Regions from separate parts of the Homo sapiens genome. Here regions 1 and 3 are each linked to region 2. The links are chromatin contacts, found by Hi-C or POLR2A ChIA-PET in ENCODE. All regions are on one chromosome and are shown on one strand. The core of a region is the stretch at or near the end of the contact, and the rest is flanking DNA. Distances in the headings are between cores, read along the strand shown. Region 1 has its middle 30 kb from the start of RESF1. Region 2 overlaps LOC105369724 (a long non-coding RNA gene). Region 3 holds the start of DENND5B (DENN domain containing 5B).

What was found. Hi-C counts contacts between places; a loop is a spot of excess contacts on that map. ChIA-PET counts read pairs that join two places held with the same protein, here RNA polymerase II (POLR2A). Pooled maps may share reads with other maps.
Region 1: a pooled map shows a loop between it and region 2 (4-fold over the local background). The contact joins two enhancer-like sites. A Hi-C loop is called at or near these places in 1 of 37 single-sample maps with no recorded cell type and 6 of 50 pooled maps. POLR2A ChIA-PET finds 5 or more read pairs at or near these places in 7 of 52 experiments (B cell, CD8-positive, alpha-beta T cell, CD8-positive, alpha-beta memory T cell and 4 more).
Region 3: a loop to region 2 is called in a pooled map, with 5 times the contacts of the local background. The contact joins the promoter of DENND5B here to the enhancer-like site in region 2. A Hi-C loop is called at or near these places in 7 of 37 single-sample maps with no recorded cell type and 6 of 50 pooled maps. POLR2A ChIA-PET finds 5 or more read pairs at or near these places in 1 of 52 experiments (activated B cell).

What each region holds. Positions count from the first base shown.
Region 1 is chr12:31,927,022-31,931,021 of GRCh38, forward strand. No RefSeq gene overlaps it. Among named protein-coding and RNA genes, the nearest start is that of RESF1, 30 kb to the right of the region's middle. Within about 2 kb of position 1,615, at least 3 of the 41 ENCODE cell types and tissues checked have a DNase peak (open chromatin) inside an H3K27ac peak, as active enhancers do; they include CD8-positive, alpha-beta T cell, where a contact is called at or near this core.
Region 2 is chr12:31,746,449-31,750,684 of GRCh38, forward strand. LOC105369724 (a long non-coding RNA gene) reads right to left here. Exons shown (of 4, transcript XR_931501.3): 4 at 2,685-2,990. Among named protein-coding and RNA genes, the nearest start is that of AMN1-AS1, 19 kb to the left of the region's middle. RefSeq lists enhancers at 2,172-3,371, 2,358-2,943, 2,666-2,735, 2,756-2,935, 2,787-3,081 and 1 more. Within about 2 kb of position 2,908, at least 27 of the 41 ENCODE cell types and tissues checked have a DNase peak (open chromatin) inside an H3K27ac peak, as active enhancers do; they include CD8-positive, alpha-beta T cell, where a contact is called at or near this core.
Region 3 is chr12:31,589,481-31,593,691 of GRCh38, forward strand. It overlaps DENND5B (DENN domain containing 5B), which reads right to left and starts at 1,656. Exons shown (of 21, transcript NM_144973.4): 1 at 1,226-1,656. The coding sequence starts at 1,352. DENND5B-AS1 (DENND5B antisense RNA 1) reads left to right here and starts at 443. Exons shown (of 3, transcript NR_046909.1): 1 at 443-639. RefSeq lists enhancers at 177-256, 2,237-2,466 and silencers at 687-1,026, 1,177-1,446, 1,517-1,806.

The DNA.
Region 1 (4,000 bases), core at 365-2,864, 180 kb after region 2:
TTCAAGTGATTCTTCTGCCTCAGCCTCCCGAGTAGCTGGGACTACAGGCGAGTGCCACCACGCCCGACTAATTTTTGTATTTTTAGTAGAGACAGGGTTTCACCATATTGGCCAGTCTGGTCTCGAACTCCTGACCTCGTGATCCACCCACCTCGGCCTCCCAAAATGCTGGGATTACAGGCGTGAGCCACTGCACCCCGCCAATTTTTTGTATTTTCAGTAGAGACAGGGTTTCCCCATGTTGGTCAGGCTGGTCTCGAACTCCCGACCTCAGGTGATCTGCCCGCCTCAGCCTCCCGAAGTGCTGGGATCACAGGCATGAGCCACCTCGCCTAGCCTGTTTTTTGTTTTTTTGAGACAGGGTCTTGCTCTGTCACCCAGGCTGGAGTGCAGTTTTGCAGTGGCATGATCCCGGCTCACTGCAGCCTTAACTGCTCAGGCTCAAGCGACCCTCCCACCACAACCTCCCAAGTAGCTGTGTCCCACAGGCACACACCACAGTGCCTGGCTAATTTTTTTATTTTCTGTAGACATGGAGTCTCCCCATGTACTCAGGCTGGTCTCAATCTCCTGGGCTCAAATGATCCTCCCCCATCTTGTTCTCCCAAAGTTCTGGGATCACAGGCGTGAGCCACCGCCCCCAACTACTTTTTTAAAAATATTTTGATCTGCAGTTGGTTGAATCCTCAAATGTAAAACCCACAAATATGAAGAGCCGACAAGAACCAACATCTGACGAAGGTACAGAAAAACTACTGCACTACTGCTCTATAAGATTAGAAATTAATCTGTAAACATTGATACATTGTTAGGATGCTTTTGCCACCTGATAGAGACATTAATTCCAAATGTTCCAGGTCTTTATTGCCCTGAGAAAGTTAAGCAATCTTATAACTAATTTAGCAAATTTGTGTAAGGATTTTGCCTTTCAATATGAATGTATGTTCAAAGACAAAGGTCTGGAAAGATATGCACAAAATAAAATTAAACAGTGGTTATTTCTGGGGAGGAAAGTAGGAAATTGAATTTTTGCAACTTTTTGTACTTTTGTATTTTTCAGAAGTTCTTGTTTTTAAAATGTCAATGTAAAAGCACACACACAATAAATGTCTCCATCAACTCTTTGTCCACGACTAGAGAAATGGTTTAGTAAACTATATTTCTTTTCCTTGGAAACATATTCAATCATTAAAATTATGTTTATAAGGATTACATTATAACATGTAATTAAAGAAAGGGAAAACTATGCACAGAAAAGTTATAGGAGGAAAAACACCAGTGCATTAATTATATTGATAATATTTTATTTTTTTAAGTATTCTTATCTAATGAGAATGTAACATTTTTGTAATAAGGAAAATGTTAGTAAAAACAAAACACAGCATGTTTCAGCATGCCCTGACTCTTCTTTGAGGATATGTGATACAATAGATTGGCCTTTTGTGACTTTTACAAAAGGTTGTAGTTTTTGTTCCCTCCACACTTAAGAATTTTATCTCACATCATGAATATCTGACTTCTGGCTTTTTTTTTTTTTTAAGGTAAGCAAGCTAACATTTAAAACTGTGATTAAATAAGAGTATCTTTCAAGGTTTGGCTAAGGAGAGCTAACATTTCCGTGCTGTGCTGTTAATCAAAGGAACTTCTTCAGCTGGTTTTGTTTTGTTTTGTTTTGAGACGGAGTTTCGCTCTTGTTGCCCAGGCTGGAGTGCGGTGGCAGGATCTCAGCTCACTGCAACCTCTGCCTCCTGGGTTCAGGCGATTCTCCTCCTCCTGGGTTCAGGCGATTCTCCTGCCTCAGCCTCCTGAGTAGCTGGGATTACAGGCATGCACCACCACACCGGGCTAATTTCTGTATTTTTAGTAGAGACGGGGTTTCACCATGTTGGTCAGGCTGGTTCCTTTTTAACTGAAACATGTCAGAGAGGAAAAATTTTCCTCAACCCTCTTATGTTTTGTAACTGAGGGCCTGCAAATTAAACTAATAAAAGACATAGTAACAGGAGAAAAGGCACACCATTTTTATTAATATTTGCATGCAAAAGAGTTCTCAGGAAAGAAGTAGTTAGACTTGCGGTTTTATGTACCTTTTTAACAAAGGAAAGAGGGTTTGAGCTTCAAGGAACTAATTGTGGGGCACTGAGTAGGAAACATGGGGGAATTAATGGAAGATAAGGGCTATTTTAGAAAGATCTGTTTATGCAAATTCATCTTGGTGTTAATTCCCATCTTTGGTAAAAATCACTCTTCTCTCCCTGGTACTGGGTGGGTGGGGAAGCACCTTCCTCAATGGGAAATTTATGCCCTGCTTTTAGGCTCTGTCACCCAGGCTGGAGTGCAGTGACATGATCATGGCTCACAGCAGCTTCGACCTCCAGGGTTCAAGCTATCCTCCCGCCTTAGCCTCTTGTGTAGCTGGGACCACAGGCTAGCACCACCACACTCAGCTAATTAAAAAAAAAAATTTTGGTGGAGATGTTCCCGAACCGAACCAGGCCTGGCTGTATGTTCTCACAGCCCAATAATGAGATGCAGATGGACTGGGAAAGAAGGGAGTTTATTTCTGTAACTGGATACAGGGAGAAGATCAGAGATTATTCGCCAGACCAACTCAAGGTATTACAATTCTTCCCATGCTCATACATGTTTGGACTACATGCCTACGTGCAGTATCACATTTGCCTAAGTTTATCAGTAATTAATTTTGCTTCAACTAGAAGGTCAGAGGCCAAAAATGCCCTCTAAATCTACCTAATCCGTGAGGGTCCTCGTACCAGGGTGATTAAGAAATGTCTCCTAAATTTACTTAAGGAGGATCCTGGCACCAGAGCAATTACTTCTACTTTATCTTACCTACGGTTTGGTCCTAAGAGTTGCTCCAGACCCTCCTCCTTAAAATAAATCGTTTCAAGGACTGTCTATGTTACCTTGACTCGCCCCAGATGTCAACCCGAGACAGATCCTGGTACAAGGAATGTAAGGCTGTCTCCATTATCTTGACGTGCTCCAGGTTTTAGGAGAAGCCTGTGCAAGGCACTTACTGAACATATATTTCATTTCTGGTTCTGACGTCCGAGCATTGATTTTCCCTAGACTTAATTGTTAGCCCAATATTAAGGCAAGCGCTGTGGAAATTCATCTATGTAAATGGAGTGCTATGGAGCCCTGTCTGTGTGACTGTCAGGGAGAACTGGCCTGCCACAGATATGAGGTCTCACTATGTTGCCCAGGTTGGTCTCGAGTTTCTGGGCTCAAGTGATCCTCCTGCCTTGGCCTCCCAAAGTGCTCGGATTACAAACATGAGCCACCGCTCCCAGCCACCTGCATCTCCTGATTCTCAATTACCTTCAGCTCAAAATTTTCCTATGACAATGTGTCATATTTTGGGGTCGCATATTCAGATCCCCTTCAAACAAAGATGAATAAAGTCAAAACACCTATGGGGTAAAAATTCCTCATTCTGAAGGCACCAGGTAAAGATTATGCTCTTTGGAGAGACAAGATAGAAACTGCCATTGCAAAATTATAACTGAGAAAATTATGACAGTAAAGGAGATCTGAGCTAACCAACTCCATCTTGCTTCAAGCTATCCAATTTGACTCCTGGGTGTACGTAGAACTAACTCAGGGAGGAACTCAATTTATAGTTTAACTTTCCCCAAACAAACTTCCTTCCTGCTTGGGGACTAGACTGCCTTTGTAGGACTAAAAAATTCGCCACGAGATCAGAAATTATGGTTTAGGAGTTATGCAGCTGGAGGCTACAAGATTCTGACTGTCCTCAAATTTCTCCTGGGGATAACATTACTATTGTAAAACATAAGATTAGTGCTTGAGACATTTTGCAGACCGTACACTTGATGGATCAGCTGGCACTACCTAGCTTGGTAAACTGGCTCATCTAATCTTGTAGCCCCCGCCCAGGACCTGACTCAAGCAAAAGGACAGCTTTGACTCCCTGTGATTTCATCTCTGACCCAACCAATCAGCACTTGCAACC
Region 2 (4,236 bases), core at 1,658-4,157:
TAATAATAATAATAATAAAGCAGCAAATGATATATGAATTCAGAGTTCAGGGAAGAAAACAGGGCTCTAGGTATTCATTTGGGAATCCGTAACATGCTTGTCATAAAGCTATGGGACTGACTGAGATTAAATAGGGAAAGAATGTACACAAAAAACAGAAGAGCATCAAGGACCCAGCTCTAGAGAGTCCTAATATTTAGAAGATGAGGAGAAAAAAGAGGCAGGTACTAGCAAGGAGATTGAGAAGAAGCAGCCAGTGATAAAGAGGGGAAACAGTGTGGCTTCAGGAAAACTTCAAGAAGAAAGTGTTTCAAAAAGAAAATAATGGTCAGCTACTACTGAGAAATTAACTGTGATTTGGATAGAGAACAAATCATTAGATTTGGCAAGATAAAGATGGTTGGCAAGCTTGATAGGGGATGTTTTGTGGCAGATGGCAAGTGTCGGTGGCTTTATCCAATTCTGAACAGGATATTTGCTAGCATGCACACAAGACCGTAATTCCTCTTTCATAATGAATGCTACTAATGTTACACAATGTCAGATGAGTCACTTGACAATGTAATTTTCCAGTAGCAGTGTGTTTTGCTTTCTCTCTGAGCATATTTTGAATAATTTCACATTAGGTTTTTACAAACCTTTTGACAGCAGTAAGAACTGTCTGTTTTAGGATATAAGAAGTGCAAATCTGAATGGATATCTAGTTTTGGCCTCTTTCTGACTTTAGCAAAAGAATTATTTAATTTTTTACTATGCTGTTTTGTTTTAGAAATGAAAAATTTAATTGGTTTACCAGTGCTCAGTGTTTTGTTAGAAATCAAAATGAAGGTCGGGCGCGGTGGCTCACGCCTGTAATCCCAGCACTTTGAGAGAACGAGGTGGGTGGATCACAAGGTCAGGAGATCGAGACCATCCTGGCTAACATGGTGAAACCCTGTCTCTACTAAAAATACAAAAAATTAGCCGGGCCTGGCAGCGGGCGCCTGTAATCCCAGCTACTCTGAGGCAGGAGAATGGCGTGAACCTGGGAGGTGGAGGTTGCAGTGAGCCAAGATCGCGCCACTGCACTCCAGCCTGGGCAATAGAGCGAGACTCCATCTCAAAAAAAAGAAAAGAAAAAAAAAATCAAAATGAAAGCATCATTAACTTCATGTCAAAACTTGACAGACTTACTTAAAAGATAAACATGGTGTAAAAAAAAGAGTAGCTGGATTGCTCATTTTCAGATATCCACTTTCATACTTCTATTCACATTTTTCTTTACTTGTTTCTATAAAATTATCATATTCACCTATTTCCTCAGTGAAAATGGGGCTCTTGTTAATTTTTTATATTTGTGACATTCTCTACTTTAATATTCACATTACTATTTTCATCACTATGTTTTGGTTTAGTGAAATACTTTCAAAGTCCTCGATAACATTTTTTTCTATAAATTTTTTATTTTTTAATTATCCGGGCATGGTGGCTTCGCCTGTGGTCCTAGCTACTTGGTAGGCAGAGGCGGGAGGATCACTTGAGCCCATGAGGTCGAGGCTACAGTGAGCCATGATCACGCCACTGCATTCCAACCTGGTCAACGTACGTAGCAAGACCCAGCAGTGTTGTCTTGAGCATGTCACTTAACCTCTCCAAGTCTGTTTCCTCATCTTTCCTTTGCAAGCACAGCAAGTCCCTGTAATAAGATAGGCACAACTGTCTGATCCAGGTAGGCACGAGTTGGCAAAGACTGGAGATCTACCTTCTGCTTTGATGACTTTTCTGCATTAATCTTCTCATTTTCTACTATCCTCTGGCCAGGCACGGTGGCTCACCCCTGTAATCCCAGCACTTTGGGAGGCTGAGGTGGGCAGATCACGAGGTCAGGAGATAGAGACCATCCTGGCTAACACACTGAAACCCCGTCTCTACTTAAAATACAAAAAATTAGCCAGGCATGGTGGCCGGCGCCTGTAGTCCCAGCCACTTGGGAGGCTGAGGCAGGAGTCCATAACATTTTTTTAAACATTGGCGATATAAGGCCACACTGGTAACCACATGAAAAATTAAAGTGTTGTGAAAATATTTTAAACCAAGATGACTTTTACCTGGTAAATTTTTTTTTTTTTTGAGACGGAGTCTCGCTCTGTCACCCAGGCTGGCGTGCAGTGGCACCATCTCGGCTCACTGCAACCTCCGCCTCCCAGGCTCAAGCGATTCTTCTGCCTCAGCCTCCCGAGTAGCTGGGACTACAGGTGCGAGCCACCACGCCCAGCTAATTTTTGTATTTTTAGTAGAGACAGGGTGTCACCATATTGGCCAGGCTGGTCTCGAACTCCTAGACCTCGTGATCTGCCCACCTTGGCCTCCCAAAGTGCTGGGATTACAGGCGTGAACCACTGCGCCCGGCCTTACCTGTTAAATTAATGTTAGTGGAAACACATTGCCAAACTCAATTTTTCAAGTACATGTATCTTCAAAATACAAATATACTTCAAAGCTACTGTACTTTGAAATATGTTATCTTCAAAAATGACATTATCACTAAGAATATAGGAAGCCTTAAGAATTGAATATGGTGGTTCAAAATTAGTATTTTTCCTCTTTGTAGGGGAAATCACCCAAAAGTAACAATCAGAACTGTTACCACCTGACTGGTTCTTGCCCACTGCACAGATAAAACCAAAACACTGAGCCAGCAGGAGTTGCAGCAGAGAAAGAGTTTGATTATTGCAAGGCAATAGAGTGAGGAGGACGGGATACATTTCCCAGATCCACCTCACCAAGAATTCAGAGGCTAAGGTTTTTAAGGATGATTTGGCAGGTAGGGCATTAGGAAACAGATGTTGTGGATTGGTTGGGGGATGAAATCATAGGAGTGTTGAAACTGTCTTCATGTGCTGAGTCATTTCCTGCAGGGGAGTGGTCAGAGGACCGGTTGAGTCAGTTCCTTTGTTGCAGTCACGGTCACTGTTCAAGCTGGTGTCAGTTGATTCACCTGAAGGCAAAGTCTGAAAAATATCTCAGAGATCAGTCTCAGGTTTCACAATAGCGCTTGTGACTGCCTGTTACATAACTCCTGAGCAATAAGCAATTATAGAAAAGCAAACAAGAGAACAATGATGGGCTATCATTCAACTACGCCTACAGCTTAAGAGGTGAGCTCCCTGGTGATTGAAACTGCTTGCACTCCTCAGTTGATCCAACTTCTGGAAAATACAAAGGCAGTCTGCATGACTTAAAGATCATTGTTTCTTTTTCTTTTTTTTTTTTTTTTTGAGACAGAGTCTTGGTCTGTCGCCGAGGCTGGAGTGCAGTGGCACAACCTGGGCTCACTGCAACCTCCGCCTCCTGGGTTCAAGCGATTCTCCTGCTTCAGCCTCCCGAGTAGCTGGGATCACAGGCATGTGCCACCACGCCTGGCTAATTTTTTGTATTTTTAGTAGAGGCGGGGTTTCACCGTGTTGGCCAGGCAGTGGCTCAATGCCTATAATCCCAGCACTTTGGGAGGCAGAGGCTGGCAGATCACCTGAGGTCAGGAGTTCGAGACCAGCCTGGCCAACATGGTGAAACCCCGCCTCTACTAAAAATACAAAAAATTAGCCGGGCGTGGTGGCACACGCCTGCAATCCCAGCTACTCGGGAGGCTGAGGCAGGAGAATTGCTTGAACCCGGGAGGCAGAGGCTGTAGTGAGCTGAGATCGCACCACCGTACTCCAGCCTGGGCGACAGAGCAAGACTTCATCACAAAAAAAAAAAAAAGGACTATGTTACGTAATCATGCCTGGTAGATGAAAATGTCAAAGGGAAAGAAAGTAAGTGTAACAAACATCTATTAGCTGTGCCTCTATTTTAACAAAATTTAGGCCTCTCTAAATTACAAAGTAAGTGGAATGGTTGAGTGTGGGAGGGCATTAGGGGTGCAGATTTTAGAAGTATTTTATTAGATTTAGGGTTTGGGATTAGATTAGATGAGGGGTAATAAATGATTGCTAGGGAGAATGACTGGATCAGGGAACAGAAATTAACTTGTAGGTAGTTCTCTTTGGAATTTAAATGATCCTTGGAGAGAGTCAGTCATTATCTTGAAAAAGGGTCTGTTTAGGTGTGGTTACATTTTCGGTCTTACAGATGTTACCAAAACACCCAAGATTCAGTCTAGGTCCTGTTGCTCCCCTCACAGAAAGCCAATCATTAAGACAATGAGTATTGCCAGGGAAGAAGGCTGTAATCCAGTGCTGCAGCAGAGGAGATGGG
Region 3 (4,211 bases), core at 406-2,905, 160 kb before region 2:
TCTGAAGCTGAGTTAAGAAGAAGATAGCCAAGACGTGGGTTGATGGGGACTGTATTTTAAGGCTGAACAGTTTTGTTTACTATTGTTTATTATTTAATATATTCTTCCCAGTCTCCCCACCCCCACCAAAGGAAAAGCGAAAAATTTACGTTAGTGCAATCAATAAGGAATTATTTGTCCAAAGGAAGTTGTTCTGAAAGGCTATGACCTAAGTCTTTAACACAAAGTTCAGGCGGTAGATGTCACTTCTCTCACCCATTTAACAACAACAACAAATCAAGATTCAGATCCCGCGGAGGCAAGCAGAAAGGAACAGGCGTGAAAAATGAAATCAGTTGTTTCTCCCCGGCCTCCTCTCGACACTGCGCACTCCGCTGCCCTGCCCCCGCCCATCGCCCTTTAGCGGCCCCTTTTAACGGCGTCGTTTGCCCAGCACAGCCCCGCACTGCGCCATCAAATGAGTCAAGCGGAAGGACCGGTACCCCTCCGGGAAAACCAGGCACTAACACACGGTGCACCCAACTGAATTTAAACTCGGGAACAGTGTAGGCAGTGTCAACAAAGCGCGGTGCTGGGTCCCGAGCGTCCAAAGGTCCCTGCCAGCTCCCAGACGCGGCCAAATCCACAGGATTCCAAAAGGTGACTTGGCCGGCACCGCAGAGCGGCAGGCGGCGCAGAGGGCAGAGTCCGACCGGTCCCCGCCCCGCGCTCGCTCCGCACGGCCACCGGCTCCTCCGCGGACGCTACCCCGGCGGGAGCCGAGCTGAGTCCGACTCCCCGTCTCCCGAAGAGGCCCGAAAGCCGCGTCACGTGCGGGGCCGAAACTTCGCGGCCGGGGCCGGGTGGCTGGCGGGTGGGAGGCAGGCACGGCGGTCGGGGGGCAGCCCGCGCGCCCGGTGACTCACCGGCCGCCTCCGAGTGCGGCTGCAAGCGAAGGGGCCGGCGCGCCAGGCGGGGTCCGTGCCCTTGGGGCCACCCCCGCGCCTGTTATTAATAACCCAGCGCCTGGAGGCGAAAGCCCCGGTGGGCGCAGCCGCAAAGCCCGCACGCGGAATAAATAACAATGTCATTAAATCGCGCCCGAGCGCCAGTTCGGCCAGAAAGCGGCGGGAGGGCGCCACCGGGAGCTGACTTTGTCTGGAGCCTGCACCCCGCCTCCCGCGCGTCCCCACAGCGTCCCCCGCGCCCCTGAGGGGGCTCAGCGCCGCCGCAGCCCTGGCCTTACCCGCCAGCTCGTCAGGCTCCAGCCCGCTGTCCGCGTCGATCCCGCACAGCACGAAGTAGTGCGCGAAGCGGCAGGCGGCCGGGGAGGAGCCCGAGCCCGGGCCGGGCGCCGCGCAGCTCCCGCTCATCCCGGCCGCGCTGCTCCAGGGGCCGCCGCCGCCGCCGCCCGGGAAGGCTTTCTGCGGAGGCTGCCACCACCGCTCCGGCTGTGGTCTGTGCGCCCGCCCTAGGGCGACACTGGCGCGCCCATGGCCGCGCAGCCGCCTCTCGCCGCCGCAGCCTGCCTCCTCGCTCGGCGCGGGGGAAGCGGCCGCGGGCTCGCGCGCGGCGGGTCCGGAGCCCGGCCGGGTGGGGGAGGGGCGCGGGGGGAGTGTCGGCCTGAGAGGCCCTCGCAGCCGCAGCTGCGCTCGCGAGCTGAGAGCCGCCGCGTCTGGCGCCCGCGGGTCAGCTGAGCGGCGCTCGGGCTGTGGGAGCGCGGGGCGGGCGGGGGCGCCGGGGCTCGGCGCGTGCGACGGAGAGGGGTGGGGGGCGCGCTCGCGAGGGACGGAGGCGCGCGCTTCTACCGTGCGCGCGCGCCTAGCGGGTTCGGAGGCCAAGCCTGGCGTGGGGCCGCATTCGTGCCCACTGGCCCCGGCTGCGGCATCGAGGGCGACCCTGCACACACCCCTCCTCGCCCTGGCCAGCCGATAAGAGGGCTAGCCTCAGTGTGGGGGTCTGTCTTCTAAAGGGGTTGTCACCCATCCTTATTTCTTTTAATGCAGCTTTGGGGAAGGTGAACAGCCGCTCTGAGATCATTTCGCATAACGGTCTGAACCATCGTCTTTTAAACTGTGACCTGTGTGGGGGTGCCTGTCTCACTTTAAGGTCCTCCCTTCCCCCAGCCGTCACCCCATTTACAGGCCATCCTTAGTGACTTAGTGACAAGTCAACCGTGAGGGGGAAAAAACACAACTCAATACCCACAAAGCGTTGAGACTTCTAGAAGGAGTGCAGTCACCAACCCCCGCCTTCTGTCATTTATCCTGACATTTTCCAGGTCAGTGTAAATAGCCAAGGCGCTCCAGTTCCGCAGCCCTGTACCCATCCGATGTTATCGGCTCTCCCCGCAAGTAACAATCGGAGGCTAAAGCAACAGGAATTAGACCATGAACTCTGCTCCTCCCAAAGGCACGGCTTTCTTGCCCTGCTCAGCTGTCTTTTGCCTTCTCGGAAGGAACTCGACAACCAGTTCTTTTTCCTTTGAAAGAAAACTGGCTGGGCTCAGTGGCTCACACCTGTAATTTACTCAACACTTTGGGAAGCCCAGGTAGGAAGATCACATGAGACCAGGAGTTCAAGACCAGCCTGGGCAATAGAGGGAGACTCTGTCTCCATCTAAGTAAAAAAATAACATTTATTTATTTAAAAAATAATTTTTTAAGAGACAGGGTCTCACTGTATTGACCAGGCTGCTCTCAAACTCCTGGGTTCAAGTGATCCTCCCGCCTTGGCCCCCAAATGTGCTAGGATTACAGGCATAATAAGCCACTGTGCCCGGCCATGTAAGTAAAAATAAAACTTAAAAGATAGAAAACTGAATGCAATTCATCTCCACATGGCAACCCCTTCCACACCACTCCCTGCTTTCTTCTTTGGGGATTTGGGGCATCTACCACTAGACATACAAGCAAACCTTCCAGAGAGGTTGCCTGAGAGAACCTCGATTATTTGACTGAATAATGTTCTTCCTAGAAGATACATGTGCGTGCATACCATCATTTAATGTAGCTTGTATCTTCACTTTCTTTCTTCAATTTTGAAATGAAAGAGGCTGGCCATGGTGGCTCAGGCCTGTAATCCCAGCACTTTGAGAGGCCAAGGCAGGAGGAGCATTTGAGTCCAGGAATTCAAGACCAACCTGGGCAAAATAGTGAGAGACCCTGTCTCTATAAAAATAAAATGAGGCCGGGTGCAGTGGCTCAAGCCTGTAATCCCAGTCCTTTCGGAGGCCAAGGCGAGAGGCTCACTTGAGGTCAGGAGTTTGAGACAAGCCTGGCCAACATGGTGAAACTCCGTCTCTACTAAAAAAAAAAAAAAAAAAAAAAAATCAATAAAATAATAATTAGTAAAATATAAGAAGAATTGGCCGGGTGCAGTGGCTCATGTCTGTAATCCCAGCACTTTGGGAGGCCAAGGCGGGCGGATCACGAGGTCAGGAGACCGAGACCATCTTGGCCAACATGGTGAAGCCCTGTCTCTACTAAAAATACAAAAAATTAGCCAGTGTGGTGGCACGCACGTGTGGTCCCAGCTACTCGGGAGGCTGAGGCAGGAGAATCACTTGAACCTGGGAGGCGGAGATTAGAGTGAGCCGAGATCGCGCCACTGCACTCCAGCCTGGGCAACAGAGTAAGACTGTCTCAAAAAAAATAAGAAAAGAAAAGAAAATACAAGAAGAATCAAGAAATCAGGGTGAGCCACAGTCTGGGTAATTGACCTTTAGGTCATGTTGCACCCTGTACTTCTTCAAAAACACTTGTAATGGCTTTTCTGTGTCTTCTTAGCTGTGTTGTAAACTCCACAGAGCAAGAGTTGGACTCTGTGGTTCTTCACTTTTCTGGTATCTAGCAGAACTCTGGTCCTATTTAGCCCCTCAATTTATATTTGAGTGTTGAAAGAAGAGCAGTTATCTAGGTGATAACAGGTTGTTGATTCTACCAGAAAAATATACAAACTTTAATATCTGTAACATTTTTTAAAAAATAAGTCCTGGGCTGGGCATGGTGGCTCACACCTGTAATCCGAGCACTTTGGGAGGCCGAGGCAGGTGGATCACATGAGGTCGGGAGTTCGAGACCAGCCTGATCCACATGGTGAAGCCCCGTCTGTACTAAAAATACAAAAATTAGCCAGGTGTGGTGGTGCACACCTGTAATCCCAGCTCTACTTGGGAGGCTGAGGCACGAGAATCACTTGAACCCGGGAGGCAGAGGTTGCAGTGAGCCAAG